Linked DNA regions of Homo sapiens: regions 1 and 2 are each linked to region 3. The links are chromatin contacts, found by Hi-C or POLR2A ChIA-PET in ENCODE. All regions are on one chromosome and are shown on one strand. Each heading gives the region's core, a stretch centred on a gene start or an enhancer-like site at or near the end of the contact. The rest is flanking DNA. Distances are from core to core; before and after follow the strand shown.

The links. A loop is a pair of places that touch in the nucleus more often than their neighbours do. ChIA-PET counts read pairs that join two places held with the same protein, here RNA polymerase II (POLR2A). Pooled maps may share reads with other maps.
Region 1: a loop to region 3 is called in a pooled map, with 4 times the contacts of the local background. The contact joins the promoter of SNIP1 here to the promoter of RBBP4 in region 3. A Hi-C loop is called at or near these places in 2 of 50 pooled maps. POLR2A ChIA-PET finds 5 or more read pairs at or near these places in 2 of 52 experiments (activated CD4-positive, alpha-beta T cell and activated T-cell).
Region 2: a map of CD4-positive, alpha-beta T cell shows a loop between it and region 3 (7-fold over the local background). The contact joins the promoter of YTHDF2 here to the promoter of RBBP4 in region 3. A Hi-C loop is called at or near these places in 1 of 168 maps with a recorded cell type or tissue (CD4-positive, alpha-beta T cell) and 4 of 50 pooled maps. POLR2A ChIA-PET finds 5 or more read pairs at or near these places in 1 of 52 experiments (OCI-LY7).

The regions. Positions count from the first base shown.
Region 1 is chr1:37,552,863-37,555,562 of GRCh38, reverse strand. SNIP1 (Smad nuclear interacting protein 1) reads left to right here and starts at 1,270. Exons shown (of 4, transcript NM_024700.4): 1 at 1,270-1,557. The coding sequence starts at 1,334. RefSeq lists an enhancer at 1-16 and a silencer at 1,488-1,547.
Region 2 is chr1:28,735,631-28,738,330 of GRCh38, reverse strand. YTHDF2 (YTH N6-methyladenosine RNA binding protein F2) reads right to left here and starts at 1,391. Exons shown (of 5, transcript NM_016258.3): 1 at 1,184-1,391; 2 at 649-673; 3 at 1-72. The coding sequence starts at 1,210. RefSeq lists enhancers at 785-894, 777-1,675, 1,995-2,044, 2,575-2,700.
Region 3 is chr1:32,649,760-32,652,595 of GRCh38, reverse strand. It overlaps RBBP4 (RB binding protein 4, chromatin remodeling factor), which reads right to left and starts at 1,388. Exons shown (of 12, transcript NM_005610.3): 1 at 1,274-1,388; 2 at 535-682. The coding sequence starts at 1,289. It overlaps ZBTB8OS (zinc finger and BTB domain containing 8 opposite strand), which reads left to right and starts at 2,046. Exons shown (of 7, transcript NM_178547.5): 1 at 2,046-2,163. The coding sequence starts at 2,067. RefSeq lists enhancers at 740-839, 1,000-1,588, 1,589-2,176 and a silencer at 1,140-1,709.

The DNA of each region.
Region 1 (2,700 bases), core at 21-2,520, 4.9 Mb before region 3:
GAAGACAGGGTCTCACTCTGTAGCCCTGGCTGGAGTGCAGTGGTGCCATCACGGCTCACTGCAGCCTCCAACTCCTGGGCTCAAGCGATCCTCCTGTCTCTGCTGGGACCACAGGCACGAGCCACTAGCCCCTGCCAAATTTAATTTTTTTGTAGAGACAGTCTTGCTATGTTAGGCAGTTTGGTCTCAAACTCCTGGCTTCAAGCGATTTTCCTGCCTTGGCCTCCCAAAGCGCCGGAATTACAGGCTGCAGCCACCGTGCTCGGCTGTAAATAGCTACTTTTGACAGTATAAGGGTCTCTGGTCAGGTGTGATTACATTCTTGGGTGGAGAAGAAAGAAACAATTATTCCTTTTGGTAGTCTGGATCTTAGGCAGATAAAGACCTGTGCTTTGGGAGAGATGATGGGCACTGGAAAGGAACATTGAGGCTTCTTCAGTTCAGCTTGTCAGTGAGCCGTATTTTGGGGTTTTGGTTTCTGAGCCCCAACAGCATTGCAGAAAGTTCAGGAAATAGAAGAGGAAAAGCTAATGATTTGAAAAGCTAATGATTTGCCCATGGGTTATCATCTCTGATTGCATTTCCATTTCTTCCTCCCTTCTATTTCCAAATGTAAATGTAATTATAGTTTGCACACAATTTTGTATCCTGCTTTATCGTTAACAAGTCAGGGTTTTTAAAGTTTGTAAATGGTTTACTAATGGCCACATAACACCCATTAATTTGGCTAACTTCCCTACTGCTGGTATTTACATTGTTTCCACGTTTTGTAATTACTAATAATGTGGCAACAAACAGCCTTGAGAGGTTTGCTTTTTCCCAGTTTTTGTTGTTGTTTGTTTTTGAGACATCTCGCTCTGTTGCCCAGGCTGGAGTGCAGTGGTGAGATCCCTGCTCACTGCAACCTGCGCCTCCAGTTCAAGTGATTCATTTGCCTCAGCCTCCCGAGTAACTGGGATTGCAGGTGCGCGCCACCACACCCGGCTAATTTTTGTATTTTTAGTAGAGACGGGGTTTTGCCATGTTGGCCAGGCTGTTCTCTAACTCCTGACCTCAGTGATCCGTCAGCCTCGGCCTCCCAAAGTTCTGGGATTACAGGCGTGAGCCACCACTCCCAGCCAGAAGTTTGTTTTTGAAACTTGAAACTCCCGCCACCCAAGCCTGTCGCTGCGGCCACACCCACTAGGGAGTAGTCACGTGTTTAACCTTTGCCGCGAGGATTTCTGGGAGCCTGGGCACCCCGGAAGCGGAAGTCCAGGAGTTAAACTCGTCATTTCCTCCAGCTAGAGGAGCTCAACTGATCTGTTTTCTTTCGCCCAGCCAAAATCACAGAATGAAGGCGGTGAAGAGCGAACGGGAGCGAGGGAGCCGGCGAAGACACCGGGACGGGGACGTGGTGCTGCCGGCGGGGGTGGTGGTGAAGCAGGAGCGTCTCAGCCCAGAAGTCGCACCTCCCGCCCACCGCCGTCCGGACCACTCCGGTGGTAGCCCGTCTCCGCCGACCAGCGAGCCGGCCCGCTCGGGCCACCGCGGGAACCGAGCCCGAGGAGTTAGCCGGTAAGTGGGGGAGCAGTCCAGGATGGACATTGGGTTGGGCTCATTCAGAAAGGCGGGCAGGGCTAGCGTCCGAAACAGGTTTTGAATGGTGGGCGCAGCAGCCCGGACTTAATCCTGAGGGGCTGTTGAGAGTGATCCAGTCGTGCTTGTGTTATGCTTGCTCTGTCACTTGCATTATAGCTCGGTGTTCAACGCCTAATGACTAACCGGCAGGATCCCACTCCTTCATTCTTGTGTTCCTAGCACTTCGAAGAGTGTGGCCCAACAGATAGCACTGATAATCTGTTAAATTGGATTGAGATTTTCCCCATCCCTCCCACAAATGGAGTGTGGGCGTTGTCTTTCCGGTTACCTGCCAGAAAGGTTTTCACATCGAGGTCTAAGCGAGCTACCTAACAGAAACTGGGGAAAAAAAAAAAGTTACTTCTTGCTAGACTCATTTATTTATGCATTCATTCACCATAGTTTTACTGAGTGCCTATTAAGTGTTAAAGACTGCCCTAGGTATTGGGGCTGCAAGGGTGATTCAGTTAGATGATCTTCACCGATGCCAAATTGGCTATGCTCTAACCCTGAGACATGATAAAAAAATAAACAAAATAGTTTCAGTTAGTAACAAGTATTATTGATAGATTAAAACAGTAATGTGATAGTGAGAGATTGGAGAGAAGAGGGAGGAGGACTCTCTAAAGAGGTGCCATTTGAGCCCAGACCTGACTGATAAGAATGATCCAACCTCTTAAAGATCCAGGCAGAGGAAACAACATCTGCAAAGAACCTGAAGTAGAATGAATTATGATTGAAATGGGAAAAAGCCAGTGTCGGTGGATTATAGTGGTCAAGAAGGTGGGTGGTAGGAATGAGATGGCACAGGGAGGAAGTAGAACCACAGGATGGAGGGATTGTTATTGATGGTAGGGGTGTTGGTAGTGAAGGATAAAGAGTCAAGGGTGACTTACGGATGGTGATGCCAATCAGCGAGATGGCAAGGAGTAGGAGAGGAAAGGTTTTTGAAGGGTTGGGAATTAAGAGTTATGTTACCTAAGTGAGAAGGTTCAGTAGACAGTTGTCTATGTGAGTATGGAATGCAAGGGAGATGTTAGGGCTAGGAAAGTGAACCTCGTGACTCCTTTAATGTGACCG
Region 2 (2,700 bases), core at 142-2,641, 3.9 Mb after region 3:
CCTGTGGACTCAAGTAAGGTTCAAAATCATCATCGTTTAATCCATCCTTTTGATGTACAGATCCATTTTGTACTAAAGAAAAAAAAATTCAATTAGGAGTGTCCCAATCCTACAATCTTCCTTTCAAATTAGTTCATATATGCTAACCAGAGAAAAACCTTACTAGTTAACAAAGCACGTAAGATTGAACTTCAAAAGGGTAAGAGATGACAGTGAATGCTGAAGCGACAGTCGCCAGTGAAAATGTCCCCCTCCACCCAGAGCAAGTTGATCTAAAAAGGTCATTTTATTGGCTCCTCTGGATTTCCATTCCCTCCCGCTTCCCCTCCCCCATCACATGAGAGTACTTCCAGAGAGTGATCCACGAGGATGAAAAACAAAGGCCTTCTAAGACCTACAGGAAACTAAGGACCTGGAGCGTTTCAAAACCCAATCCACCCCCACCCTTAATGAATTACTCCTTGTTAGCGAAAAAGCTGTTCGCCAGCTGCAAGAACACACCGAAAGGGTCAAAATACTTAAGTGTGCGGCACCTGCGAACTAAGCGGCTTCCGAAAGGTCCTCCGCCCGGGGCGCTTCCCGGAGACCCCGCCCCCACCGCCCCGCGTCCCCCTCCCGGCTCAGGGCCACCGGCGGAGCGGGACTTACCTTTGTTTCCTTGACCTTTTGGTCTCTGCAGGGGAAGGAAACGTCGCCGAGCAGCAAGTTGTCCAAAGGAGAAATGGAAAAGGAAGAACAAATTAAGGCAGGGCCCGAAGGGAGAATAAAGGAGCAGGCCCGAGGGGAGGCGTCAGGAATGGTAGTGAGGAAGAGGCTGAAAATGGGAGGCGGGGGAAAGCGCCAGGCCCGTGGGGCAGGGGAGAAAACGCGGCAGACGCGCCACCGGCGACGCGAGGAACCCAGGGCTTTAAGGAAGGGGAAGGAAACAAGGAAGGAAAACGAGGCCCGCCGAGAGAAGGGAACGCGGCGCGGCCCGGCCCGTGGGCTCCGAGGCCCGAGGAGAAGCGGGAAGAACAGGCTGAGGGAGAGGCGCCGGGCGCGGCCGGCCTGAGAGGCCCGAAACCTGGCCCGCAAGAGACGACGCCTCGGCTCGGCTCGGCCTGCCCAGGAGCGGCGGGCCCGGGCCTAGTCGGGCTCCTTCTCGCCTCACACAATGGCCGAGGCATGCGGGCCGGGCCTGTACCTGCTCCAAGAGGCTGCTGGCCGACATGGCTCTCAGATCCTCACGGGCGGCGACGGCGGCGAACTCTCCTCAGCGCGGCGGCGGCGGCAGATGAGCCCCGTCTGCGGGAGCAGGCGGAGGCTTTTGTCCCTGACACTCGGGGGCCTCGGCGGACGCAGCGGAGACACAGCGCGCGGCTCAGGCTCCGGCTCCGACTCGGCGACGCTCTAGCCCAAGAGCTCAATGCCCGTCTCTATGCTTTTACGCGCGCGCCCGCCCCCCACCGCCTAAAGCAGAGCGCCGAACAGCGGAGGCGGGCGGCGCGCGCGGCGCGAGCGCTGACTCTCACATTCACTCACCCACGCGGAAGGGGCCCGGCGCGAAGAACCCCGGGAAGGGAGAGGCCGGCCGCTGCGCCCTCTGGCGGATTGGAGGAGCGGAAGCCGTGCTCACGGCCTCCCCGCCCCCACCGCCCCAGGATTAAGGCCTAGGGGGTTTGGGACGACCAGGGTCGCACCACGAGGTTTCGACTAACACCTGGAAAGACTAGCTCTGGCTTCAGAAGAACGACAAAAGCCGGTTTCTCAGTGAGGGAGGGGCCTCCGAAGCCCGCGAGACCTTAAAATGAACCTGCCTTCCAGCTGCAAGTGATACCCCACCCCCATCTGGGAGGTAACCCGACCCCTAGGGAGTCACACAGTCCCCAGGGAAACTTCATGGGGGCCCTGTCCGGGAGTGACCCGCCCCCGCCCCCGCGAGGGGCTTGGTCATCCTCTGTTAGCCGACTACAGAAAGAGTACCCAGAGAGCAAAACACACACCGAAAGAATCCAGTCTCCCGCAAAAGAGATTCACCCCTTAGCATTGCAGGAAGGAGAATCTACAATTTATTTTCGGGGAAATCGCTGGCCCCAAGATAATCTGTTAAATTGTGGACTTTATTTCCAAGAAAAATACACCTCATGCATCTACACAAAACTTTCAAGGAGTCCGGAGAACCTATGAATCTTAAGGACCTCAAGAGGGAAGCAAGGAAATTAACATTATTGAAATACCAGCTGTGGGCCAGGCTTTGTTGTTAGGTATTTTCAAACACATTAAAGTCTTTCGACAACTTCAAAATCGCTATCAGTCTTTCGGTTTTTTACGACTGGAAAAACAGAAAGCTTAAGTAATGTGCCCAAGTTTACAAAACTATTAAATAGCCAGGTGTATCTGACACTAACATAATGGTATCTCTCTACCCCTACGAGACTCTGTATTAGGGAACCAGAATATAGGGGAGATGCAAAGGATGGGCAAAAGTATTTTCAATCAGAAGCAAAGCCAACTCATGCAGGAATATTTGATACTAGGAAAGCCCATCTAATAGCTTTTGTTATTGCAAGTACGTCGTGGTAAACAGGTAACTAATGCACTAATTGTCAACCTCGTACTATCCACACGCTGGATATAGGAGGCTTGGGTGGACTCGGTAAAATAAATAACATGGCATCTTGGATTTAACATCATAATTTGGTCAAAGTGCTCAAAGCACTT
Region 3 (2,836 bases), core at 139-2,638:
GCACTCCAGCCTGGACAACAGAGTGAGACACCGTCTCAAAAAGAAAAACAAAAAATTTTTGTTGTAAGGACTAGACTCATTGTAATACTTTTTTCTTTTTTTGTGTGGGGGGCAGTAGAGACGAGGGTATTCCCAGGGCTGGTCTCCAACTCCTGGCCTCAAGTAAGTCTCCTGCCTGGGCCTCCCAAAGTGCTCGGATTCCAAGTGTGAGCCACTGCTCCTGGCCATAATACTTTTTGAAAGTTGACAAGTTTTGTACTATTATTTGGTACAGCCACTATTATTACAGGTATTATCATCAGCTACAGCTATTTAATTCAGTATTGAGAAAAAAACGCCAATATGTTTTCTCTTGTCAGGTAAGTTACAAAATCATTTTGTTATTTTGCCTTACTTTGTGGCCTAGAAAAAATGTCACCAAGAGGTTTTGATCACATGCCTTCTCCGGGTGACTGAAGAGCGGAAAAAAGAAAATCAATATGAGAAATCTACACTGAAAATACATCAAAATAACGTTCGGGAGAGTCATGTCACCTGGTTACATCTGGAAGCCACTGGGCAGTTAGGCTGGGCCACTCCAGAGCATGGGTCATCACCAAATCATAAAGAAAAGGGGTGTTCTTTTTCCATATTTTGTATTCCTCGTTGATCACTCGTTCTTCCACTGCGTCGTCGAAGGCTGCTAAAATTTTTAAAAACAAATTTAAGTTAGCAAACAAACGGAAACCGAGTAATCCTCTGCAAAGCCACCTGCATGACTCCTACAGCCTAACCATGAAATGGAGGTGATTTGTCTAAATCCCCACGGCAGAGGCATCCACACTCTCCACTTTCGCGGCGCCGAAACTCCTCGGGCCATCCCCGCCAAACACTCCGTTACCCGTTCCAGGCCAAGGGGCCAGCCAGGCCTTCGGAGCACGCTCGTGCGCGCCGAAACTCACAAGCCCGACGAGGAGGCCCGAGCTCCGAGCCTTGTGGGTAGGAAGCGGTGTCCCCACGCTCGGGACAGAGGCCGAGAAACCGATATCGGAGGCAGGAAGAGAAACAAACACTGGCCGGGGGCCCCACCGCTGGCTTCGCCAGCTGCGACCGAAATCGGTCCCAGGGAACTGGCGAGCCGTTAGCACGCCCCGCGGGGAGTTCCCTCTTCACGCCTTCAGTACCGGGGACTGCACTCGGCAAACTCGGGCCTGCCCTCACTGTTAGGCCATGTCGAGGCCGCGGCTCAGCCCAGGCACCCACTGCCCTCCTGGGTCGGCCCCGGCACCCTCACCTTCCTTGTCGGCCATGGCGGGCAGGCGAGCCGGGGGAATCCTGGGGTCGAGCGTTGCGGGAGGGGCGGGGAGGCTGCAAGAGCTCGCTCTGTGCGCGCGGCCTCTATTGTTTCCTGCGCCCCCAGCGCGAGGGCTGACTCGCGCACCTTCGCGCCAACATCAGCCAATGGGAGCGCTCCTAATGGCGGGATGGGCGGGGAAGCCGCGTTCGCGACCAATCCAGACGCGCGGAGTAGCTTTCCGCGGGGACCGAGGCGCGCGCTCCGCCCCTCCCCCCACGCCTCCCCGAGCCGACTTCCAGCGATTGCGCGCGCCGGCGTTGACGGGACTGCGCCCGGTCAGGGTCACGTGAGAGAGGTTTGGTCCGCACACTCCCGCGGCAAGAGGGCAGCCATTTTCTTGAAGGCTATTAAGCTTACGACCCTTTCAGAGTACTGAGATGAAAAATCTAGAATGCCTTCGGGTCTAGTTATCAATTTTGGGGGTGAAGCGGGGGAAAGAACCTCGCCAGTCAGACCCAGACGGGTTTCATTCAAGGTGCCCTTCAACGTTTTTCCTTAGTCTTTGGAAAGAACTAGTAATGAAGGAATCGCAGAAGATGGGGTTTTGGCTTTTTAAATATGCGATCCAAGCGGCAGGGTAGGGACTAAAGTAGGTCAACAGCCAACTCCGAGAAAGGAGTGTGGTCCTTTAAGGGTGTGCGCCAAGGGGCGGAGTCTAGAGCGGAAGTAGTAACTCCGGGCCGAAGTCCGGTGGATGAAGGGCGGAAGTAGAGTGTCTAATCCTGCAGTCATGGCGCAGGAAGAGGAAGATGTTAGAGATTACAATTTGACTGAAGAACAGAAGGCGATCAAGGCCAAGTATCCGCCAGTCAATAGGAAGTACGAGTGTGAGTAGGTGGCTTACTTCTCTCTTTACATGTAAGCACACAGGCATCCCCTCTCCTTACCCGCGGCTTCCTGCTGCTCTTTCTACTGTGCCCCATGGGTACTTCAGGCATGATCCCATTTGTGCCGGCTGTTGTAGTCGCGTTCGTACTTCTCCTGGGGATGCTGAAGGAAAAAGCCACCTGGTTTAATAGTCGCGAAACCTGGCCTCCCTCATTTACAGTCTCTTGAACTTCTTCCACATGTGCCTAATCACATTTATCTTCGTAAATTCTAAAGATAACCATATTTTCAGGCGTTTGCAGGGTTGTTACCCCCATGTATTTCCCAACGGTGAGATTAGAGTGTGCGAGGTTAGAGGACTCGGAAAGCTAATTAGGGGATTTCTAACTTGATGTTTCACCTCGATCATATTAGCAAAAAACCTGGTTTTGCCATTTATGATTGTGATTTTTAAAAATGATTATTTTAGGCCGGGCTCGGTGGCTGAGGCCTGTGATCCCAGCACTTTGGGAGGCCGAGGCGGGCGGATCACCTGAGGTCGGAAGTTCGAGATCAGCCTGACCAACATGGAAAAACCCCGTCTCTACTAAAAATACAAAATTAGCTGGGCGTGGTGGAGCATGTCTGTAATCCCAGCTACTCGGGAGACTGAGGCAGGAGAATCGCTTGAAC